2 separate regions of the Homo sapiens genome follow, and region 2 is linked to region 1. Evidence: read pairs that join two places in POLR2A ChIA-PET (ENCODE). Cell type or tissue: B cell. All regions are shown on one strand.

The links. ChIA-PET counts read pairs that join two places held together with the same protein. Peaks named below come from ENCODE experiments on the same cell type or tissue, not always from the same donor. Only the 100,000 strongest peaks of a DNase experiment are listed, where the experiment ranks them.
Region 2: POLR2A ChIA-PET joins it to region 1 with 8 read pairs; 2 of 35 experiments call an interaction of 5 or more read pairs at or near these places.

What each region holds. Positions count from the first base shown.
Region 1 is chr1:230,288,881-230,293,880 of GRCh38, reverse strand. No RefSeq gene overlaps it. Among named protein-coding and RNA genes, the nearest start is that of PGBD5, 130 kb to the left of the region's middle. In B cell, no CTCF peak of the experiment used is centred here; DNase peaks (open chromatin) are centred at 875, 2,050 and 3,490; H3K4me3 peaks cover 1,208 bases; H3K27ac peaks cover 2,614 bases.
Region 2 is chr1:230,089,938-230,094,937 of GRCh38, reverse strand. All of the region lies in intron 1 of GALNT2 (polypeptide N-acetylgalactosaminyltransferase 2), which reads right to left. Among named protein-coding and RNA genes, the nearest start is that of GALNT2, 25 kb to the right of the region's middle. In B cell, no CTCF peak of the experiment used is centred here; no DNase peak of the experiment used is centred here.

The sequences.
Region 1 (5,000 bases):
GAGCAATTCTATGGTCATCCTGCCCTCTCCAAAGAGCAGGCTTTCCCATGGGGAGACACTACAGATTCTCACATGAATGACGTCCCTGTCTGCTGCCTCTTGCGTGCTCCTTGCCATAAAGTCTTTCCACAAACGATGGTTGGAAAGACCTAGACTTTGAAGAGGCCAGCATAGTCCCTGCAGAAGGAGGAGAGAGGCAGGTTGACACAGGCCTCCTGGTATGAAAGTTCCTGGGATCTGTCTCCTTCCACAATGACAGCACCACAGCAAATCCAGCATCCTCAGGCCGAGAGGGTGATGGGGCTGGCGTCCATTCTCGGGCTTAGCTTCTCCTTTCTCTCCAGCTGCGTTCAGCTGCTCACTGATGCCCATCTGCTGGTTCCCCCTGTTCACTGACTCCTCTGCCTCAAATCCCACGTCCTGGGTGCTCAGAGCCTCCCAGGCTGAATGCCAGTGTGTCCCAGCCTGGATGCCAGCGTGCACGTGGTTTAATCCTGAGGGCAGTGAACATCTGTGTGTTTTCCTAACAGGAGGATGCCTTCATACAAAGCTCTCAGGGAAAAGCATTGACAAGCTTATTGGAGGGGGCTCTTCATCTCCAGGATGGCAGTGTGACCCACCCGAAGAGTCCAGCCAGGCATCGGGAGCACAGGTGCCTTCCACTAGAGCATGCTGCCTGATCCACACACGGACACGGGTGCATCTGGCTCTCTGGGTCTCTGCCTTCTCTTGCTGCCTGTGAGGCCATCATCTGATTCTCAGGGCAGTGCAGGGTTAGTTAGTAGTGGATGAGTCAAGTTAATGAAGCTTAATAATCAGGTTAATGAACTGTGGCTCTCCCCTCTGGGAGACACATATTGTAGCAGCAGCCGCCACAGGACAAGTGATTTTAATAACACCACAGGTGGCGTGCTAGCAGGACAGGTGTGGACACGCTGAGAGAGGCTTTTCAAAATCTCTCCATTTCATTGCCCAGGCAACAGCTCTTGGAAAGGCCGCTGACATGCAGGCTGTGTCCATGAGCTTTCCCATCCGCTCCTTGCTCTAAGGGTGTCTCCCATGGACACGTCAGAGAGGCCCTCCCTAGAATAATGCACCCCTGAGACGGCCTCACGATTTGGATTTGCTGCCTCTGGGACTAACTTGGCTAAAATTAAAACAAAAACAAAAACAAACAAAGAAAAAATGTGTTTGGGGAGAAAACATCTGAATTTTTAGAGCAAGAGAAGGAGAGAGAGGAAGGGAAAGAGAGAGGCAGGTTGAGAGAGAGAGGGAGGGAGGGAGAAAGAGAGAGAGGGAGAGGGAAAGAGAGAGGGAGCAGGAAAGAGAGGTTGAGAGAGAGAGAGGAGGGAAAGAGAGAGGCAGGTTGAGAGAGAGAGAGGAGGGAAAGAGAGAGGCAGGTTGAGAGAGAGAGGGAGGGAGAAGGAAAGAGAGAGAGGTGGAGAGGGCAAGAGCCTGCGAGAGGCAATTAATGACAGTCAGTCAGGTATGTGAGACCCAAGCTGCCAGCCTGAGCTTCTCTTCTCCCAGAACGGCCATTATGAAAAGGGGCTTTTGACAGACAAGAGCGCCCATCACTCTGGCAGCTGTGCCCCGGCCCCCTCTCCGACCTCGCCTCGCCGGGATGCGGTGTCCTTCTCAGGAGCCCTGCTATCCCTGGCAGCAGGAAGAGGACATGGTGGACATTTCCTGATTCTATTCACCTGACGTGGCTAGAGCCCCAAGAACCTATTTCCTCCCTTTCCTCACCTGCTTGGAGCATCCAAGGGCACAGGAATAGGGGACCTGAGGTCACGCTGTCATTCGAATCCAAGGGAGAGTGTGAGGAGCCGGGCGGCAGAGCAGCACCCCAGGGTGAGGGGCAGAGAACAGCCACCGTAGAGGAGGACCTGCCACTCCCCGCTTCACCACTTGCCCCCTCACCGGTCCCCCATTCACGGCTCCCCGCCTCACCGCTCCCCACCTCACCGCTCCCTCCTTCACCGCTCCCCACCTCACCGCTCCCCCCACACCGCTTCCCTCCCTCACCGCTCCCCCCTCCCCCTCACCGTCACTGCTCCCCACTTCACCACTCCCCACTTCACCGCTCCCCCCAGGGAGCTGGCCCTATACCCAGCCGCTTCCTTAAAGAGTTAGCACAAACAAAGCAATTAAGTGTCTGAAATTCTTCAAAAGGAAGAACTTGTACTAAGATGATTTCTTCCTTTTTTTACACACAGGGTCTCACTCTTTCACTTAGGCTGGAGTGCAGTGGCACAGTCACAGCTCACTGCAGCCTCCAACTCCTAGGCTCAAGCGATCCTCCCACCTCAGCCACCCAAGTAGCTGGGACCACAGGTGCACACCACCACACCTGGCTAATTTTTTAATTTTTTGTAGCAACAGGGTCTCACTATGTTGTCAAGGCTGGTCTCCAACTCCTGGGCTCAAGTCATCTTCCCGCCTCAGCCTCCCAAAGTGCTGGGATTATAGATGTGAGCTACTGCCCCAGGCCTAAAATGATTCCTTAAACACACTTCTTAGTTCTATTTCCTGGCCTTTCAGGTGAGGTGGAAAAGGGTGGCCCAGACTATCATTTTATTCATCACCCAAATCTTTCATCCAGGAGAAGAAGAACAGAGAGGTTAGAGGGCTGTGTTTAGGTGGGTTACATGCAGACCTGTTTCTAAAGTGCAGAGAGGGAGCTGGCAGCCTCAGCCCCAAGCTCAGCATCCATGAGGGATTCTACTTTCTGGGTAACTGTGCAGATCAAGGCCTGATTCTTCACCTCCATGAGCTCTCACTGTCTGCATTTGAATACTCTCTGCAACCCTTATTCATTTTGTTACCTACTTTGATTTTTAGAATGTCTGTCACTCAAAGTCCTCTGAACTAAAAAATTCCAAATTGAAACTACGAGGTGCAGATCCATGGTATTAAACCCCTTCAAGCAGCAGAAGGGGGAATGGTTTTCTGACGAAGCAGGTCATGGTAGAGGGGGAGTGAGAGAATCTCACCACCCCAAGGCTCTAACTTTGTGAATTTCTTTTCTTTTTTCTTTTCTTTTTTTTCTTTTTTTTTTTTTTTGAGACAGAGTCTTGCTCTGTTGCTCAGGCTAGAGTGCAGTGGCGCGATCTCGGCTCACTGCAAGCTCCGCCTCCCAGGTTCACGCCATTCTCCTGCCTCAGCCTCCTGAGTAGCTGGGACTACAGGCACCTGCTACCATGCCCGGCTAATTTTTTTGTATTTTTAATAGAGATGGGGTTTCACCGTGTTAGCCAGGATGGTCTCGATCTCCTGACTTCGTGATCCACCCGCCTCGGCCTCCCAAAGTGCTGGGATTACAGGCGTGAGCCACCGCGCCCGGCCAACTTTGTGAATTTCATTTCCCCATTTAACTGAGGAGGAAGCTGAGCACAGAGAACGGAGATGGTGAGACTGAGGTCATGTAACAGGGTCCACATCCGAGCCATGAAGCATCCAAGGGCACAGGAATAGCGGACCTGAGGCCATGAACCAAGCAGTCCGGCCCCAGAACCACAACCTGAGCCCTACCCACTACCGCTTCTCCAGGCCGCCATGCAACTCAGTAATAACCCTTTGGTATGAAGTGTGGGCAATCCCTATTGTCTAAACTAGCCACGGCCTGAACTAAGTGCCTTGTGCCTCCTCAAAGTGTGGTTCCCAGGCCAGCAGCATCAGCATCACCTAGGAGTCATTAGAACTATAAACTTCCACCAGGCACAGTGGCTCATGCCTGTAATCCCAACACTTTGGGAGGCCAAGGTGGGTGATTACTTGAGACTAGGAGTTTGAGACCACCCTGGGCAACATAGTGAAACCCAGTGTCTACAATAAATACAAAAAATTAGCCAGGCATGGTGTTGTGTGCCTGTAGTCCCAAGCTACCCGGGAGGCTGAGGTGGGTAGATTGCTCAAGCCTGGGAGTTCAAGGCTGGAGTGAGCTATGATTGACACCACTGCATTCCAGTGTGGGTGACTCTGTCTCTAAAAAAAAATGAAGATGAGGGCAGGCATGGTGGCTCATGCCTGTAATCCCAGCACTTTGGGAGGCCGAGGCGGATGGATCACCTGTGGTCAGGAGTTCGAGACCAGCCTGGCTAACATGGTGAAACCCCATCTCTACTAAAATACAAAAATTAGCTGGGCATGGTGGTGGGTGCCTATAATCCCAGCTACTCTGGAGGCTGAGGCATGAGAATCACTTGAACCTAGGCGGCAGAGGTTGCAGTGAGCCGAGATCACACCACTGCACTCCAGCCTGGACAAGAGGGAAACTCCATCTCAAAAAGAAAGAAAGAAAGAAAAAAAAATGAAGAAGGAGAAGAAGAAGGAGTAGAAAAGAAAGAGAAGAAATATGAATTCTCAAATCCCACCCCAGTCCTGCCGAATCAGGAACTTGGGGACTGGGCCCCGGGACTCGGTTTTAACAAGCTCTCCTGGAGACTCTGCTGTGCACTGAGGTTGGGGAAGCGCTGGTTTGGTTTCCAACCCAGCTGTACTTTCTGAGCCTCTGGGGAGCTTTGCAAACACAGCTGACCTTAGCTCCAGGGACTGCAGGATTGCATTGTTGTTGTTTCACTCCCAAGGTAATTGGAATATGCAGCAAGGTTTGAGAAGCACAAGTGTCATACAAAGAACAGGGCTTTGAAGTTTGAGAGCTGGGTTCAAATTCCTGTTCTGACATGACTCACATATGCCTTAAGCTTTCTAAGTCCTACTTGGTCCGTCTGTTGAAAGGTGGAAGTGAGCCCTGAATGAGAAGCTGGCATCATTTCTGGAGCATGGCAGGTGCCCAGTGAACATTAGCTCTCATCTTCTAAGCTCCCAGCACAAGCATGGCCCCCCAGCTGATGCCAGAACACATGTTGGGAGTGTCGGAAGGAGGACCCAGGTGAGGGGAGCATGTCATGGGATGGGACCTTAGAAGCCCTGTCCAGTGCTGAAAGCTGACCATATGGACACACAAGTGTGTACCCTGTGCCGTGAGGTTTGGAGCT
Region 2 (5,000 bases), 200 kb after region 1:
CTCAGTAGGAGCTACGGCACATCTAACACAGGGAAGGCGAGGTATCGGAATCCGCTTCCTGTCTCTACGTGGGGAGATCATCCTCTTTGCAGACGTGTGGGAAGGATTAGGCAAAACAACACACAAGGGACCTAAGAAGATTCAAGGTAAGTGCCCCCACAACCTCTCTGTTTTCTCCCTTCCCCAAACTGTCTGGCTCTGTTTCTCTTGTAATAGTTTTAATTCTACTACATACACCCTTTTTTAATATCAGCTGTCCAGATGTGTTGGGAAAGCATATGGTGTTTTTGTTTTTGTTTGAGACGGAGTTTCATTCTTGTTGCCCAGGCTGGAGTGCAGTGATGCAGTCTCAGCTCACTGCAACCTCCGCCTCCCGGGTTCAAGTGATTCTCCTGCCTCAGCCTCCCAAGTAGCTGGGATTACAGGTGCCTGCTACCACGCCTGGCTAATTTTTTTGTATTTTTAGTAGAGAGGGGGGTTTCACTATGTTGGCCAGGCTGGTCTCAAACTCCTGAGCTCAGGTAATCCACCCGCCTCCCACCCGCCTCGACCTCCCAAAGTGCTGGGATTACAGGCATGAGCTGCCACCCCGGCCGAAAGCATATGTTCTTAAATATATAAAAATAAGGCCAGGCATGGTGGCTCATGCCTGTAATCCCAGCATTTTAAGAGGCCAAGGTGGGAGGATCACTTGAAGCCAGGAGTTTGACACCACCCTGAGCAACATAGCAAAACCCAATCTCTACCAAAAAAAAAAAAAAAAAAAAAAAAAAATTAGCCAGCATGGTGGCACACACCTGTATTCTTAGCTACTCAGGATGCTGAGGCAGGAGGATTGCTTGAGCCCAGGAGATCGAGGTTGCAGTGATGTTTGTGCCACTGCATTCCAGCCTGGGCAACAGAGCGAGACCCTATCTCAAACACACACACACAGGTGGACGAAACAGTATTATTACCCTCATTTAAGAAGGGATGAAGCTAAGGCTTAGAGAGATTAAGTACTGTCATGTGTTGCTTAATGACAGGGATACCTTCTGAGAAATGTGCCCTTAGGTGATTTCATTATTGTGGCAACATGATAGCATGCACTTACACAAAACGAGGTGGTATAGCCTACTACACACCTAGGCTGCAAACCTGGACTGCTTGTTACTGTACTGAATACTGTATGCAACTATAACATAATAGTATTTGTGTATCTAAACACAGAGGTACAGTAAAAATACAGTATATAATCTTATGAGACCACCATTGGGTATTCGATCTGTCATTGGCTAAAATGTCATCATGCTGAGCTTGACCGTACCTTGCCCACATGTGCAAGGCCAGTAAACGGCCCAGGGTGGATTCACAGCACTTATGAAAACCTTCCCCGTAACAACCACTCTGTGCTGCCTCCCAGGAGTGAAGCAGCAGGAAGCCCAGGGAACACAGCCCGCAGCCGATCTAGTTTTACCCTTGGCCAGGTCAGGACTGCAGAAAGCTAGCTACAGTCCATCGTTTTCTCCTAGAATTGCCTTTACACAACTGTGATCTAATGCTCCTCCTTCTGCTTCAGGTTTGATTTAAATAAACGGCCACGTGTGCATCTCTGCTTTTGGTTTCTGTTATTTCTCCCCCTGACGGACACTATTATCATGTTCAGTGCCCTTTAAGTTAATATCCACTAGATTCTTATCAAGCTTGAAGGCTAAGAAAATGTTTCTCTCTCTCAAGAAAATGTTTCATTGTATTATCAAATGAGAACTATGCAACCCAACATGCTTCCTTTCTTGCTTTGGCTACCAAGATACAATTGCACGTTCAACTGAAGGAGCTCCCCTTGGCTTAGTGTCAGTAGACGTAAGCTGAAATGTATAGGGGGACTAGAGCACAATCGGCCAGCACTTTGGGTTTCAGGTTCTTGACCTATAGATGGGGGTAACATACCTGCCACGCAGGATTATGCTGAGCATTAAACTAAACACAGATGGCAAACACCTAGCCAGGATCCGGCTCCATGGGGGTGGGTGTTCAGTGTTAATTCTCCTTCATTCTTTAATTCTCCATCCACTTCTTTTTTCCTTCACCTTTTTATCCCTCATCCCCTCTACCCCCTAAATTTGACCCCAGATTTTTAAACTCTTATTTTAATGAATCTGTGCTTACACATAATATACTTTCTCTTATAAGCGGCCTCGAATCTTTTTAGAGATATATGTTGCTTAAACACGTAATAGCCATGCTCTACAAGTTAAAGGAATACTGAATAATGGACACAGAATTTAGAGATAAGGTTTAGAAATGTCACCCTTGGCCAGGTGCGGTGGCTCACACCTGTAATCCCAGCACTTTGGGAGGCCGAGGCAGGCAGATCACCTGAGGTCAGGAGTTCGAGATCAGCCTGGCCAACATGGTGAAACCCCATCTCTACTAAAAATACAAAAACTAGCCAGGCTTGGTGGCGCGTGCCTGTAATCCCAGCTACTTAGGAGGCTGAGGCAGAAGAATCATTTGAACCCGGGAGGCAGAGGTTGCAGTGAGGTCATGCAAGACCCCAGCTCAAAAAAAAAAACCAAAAACAAAAGAATTGTCACCCTCTACTATAAAGCCAAAAGAGCCAACAAAATGAATGACATTAGCCATCTGTGGTGATCTTTCCAGGAAAGAACTCAAGTCTGATGATTTAGAAAGTAGCTAATGAGAGGAGTTATGTCTCAAATTACATAGACGAGCCTAACGAAAATCAGAAAGATCAGTGCAAAAAAAAAAAAAAAAAAAACTAAAGGAATATAAGGTGAACTGTAATCCAATTAAATATAATACGTCTATCTCATGAAATCATTTTGCTGACTGATTACTAAAGAATGTTGAAAGTCAGATGTATTAGTCAGGATCCAATTAGAACGCAGAAACTACATAAGCTTTTTGAACAGAAGGGCTTTAATATAAATTGTTAACTGGGTAGAAAGTCAGTAACCAGGTAACTGGGTAGAAAAAGGAAAATTCTAGATATCAGGGAAGTAGCAACGACAGGAAGCAGCCACCACCCCTAGGCCTGAGGGAACCGGTTAGACTTAACCTTAGAAGCGTAGCCAAAGGGCCCTGAGGTAGAGACTTCCTTGGAGGAGTGGTGGGATCTGCAGGGAGTGTGGACGATGAGGCTGGCTGGCCAGTGCTGGGATAACTGAAGACTGAATTCAACAGCTACAGCTGGGGCAACAGGAAGCCAACAGGAAGGACCAAAGCCCCATCTTGCTGGTGCTTCTACCGCCTCCTGCTGATGGAGGTGGCCCGGAAGCCACTGGCAAAGCAGCTGGGATGTGCGGTCCTAGCTCCAACACTGCAGAACAGAGCACAGAGTCTGGAGCTGAAACAATAATTTCATAAATTACATGTTGGGATTTTTGAAAAATCAATCTCCATCACTACCCTAAGGAGAGGGTATTGATTCTATACACAGAAAGATCCCCAGAACGAGAAGGCCGATGCATCAAGATTCCTCAGACAGATGGAAATAGGCCAATAGAAAAGGTGGCCGATAGAAAATAGATAGAAATAGGCCGATAGAAAAGGTTTGCTGAGGACCGGGCACAATGGCTCACACCTGTAATCCCAGCACTTTGGGAGGCCAAGGTGGCCGTATCACAAGGTCAGGAGATCAAGACCATCCTGGCCAACACGGTGAAACCCTGTCTCTACTAAAAAAAAAAAAAATACAAAAAATTAGTATGTGGTGACACACACCTGTAATCCCAGCTACTTGGGAGGCTGAGGCAGGAGAATAGATTGAACCCAGGAGGCGGAGGCTGCAGTGAGCTGAGATCGTGCCACTGTACTCCAGCCTGGGCAACAGAGATTCCGTCTCAAAAAAAAAAAGAAAGAAAGAAACAAACAAAAGAAAAGGTCTGCGGAGTACACACACCCCAGGAGTGCTGGCTTTCTCAGCGAGGCACAGTTCTCATCAATTAATGAACTGTCATTCTTAGCAGTATCTTACAATTCTGATGCATGTAAACCCCAATCCCCCATTGATAACTCCTAGATGGAACTAATAACATTGAGTTTCCAAACCTATAAAACCAAGAGTGATGCCTTAGACCCATGATCATTCTCTCTCTCAAAGCTAAGTCTGAGATAGCCCAAGGGTCTCTCTCTTACTTTAACTCATATTTAATTACCTGTGATTTACACACTAGAAAATAAGATCTTTTGAAGAAAATAATAAGCTTCAACTATTTCTGCAAACGTGTTACACATACACAACCGCACAGAAAAACACAGATAGAAACCTTCAACTTCTTCCTGGATCAACTTACCACATTCCTAAGTTCTGACCAGCTTATTTGCCAACAGAAAATTCGAGTCCAGGAACTTTGGGAACCTCAGAAGCACCAGCCCTCCCCACCCCTCCTTCCCTTCCCATTCTTCACCTCCACACACACAACCGTTATTTCTCCTAAGAGTTAACTACAGAGACAGCAGGACACCAGTTCTGGTAGCAGGTCCACCACCTTCACACGGCATTTGCAGAGGCTGTGGAGGGGCAGCAGGCTCTGCTGTGTGCAATGCTTCATATCACCCACCCACCCCACTTCAGACTGGAAGACACGGTTATGTTTATTTTCCCCCAGAAGATAAGTGACTCACAGGCAGTTTGACAACAAATGTCAAGGTCCTTCAACCACAGAAAGTTCCCAGCATTTCCAATCAGTTGGGACATAATCCAGAAGAGGTTGCCTGGGATTATTTTTCCTTGGAAATTACATTCATTCTATCTTGGTGACAGACACCCACATATGGGGTCAAACTTTCCCTCATCCAAAAAAAAGATGATAATCAAAATCACAAGATACCACTTCATATCCATTAGGATGGCTACTATCAAACAACAGAAAATAACAAGTATTGGTGAGGATGTGGAGAAACTGGAACCCTTGTGTACAGTTGGTGGGAATGTAAAATTGGTGTAGTCACTGTGGAAAGCAGTATGGAGGTTCCTCAGTATATTAAAAAACAGA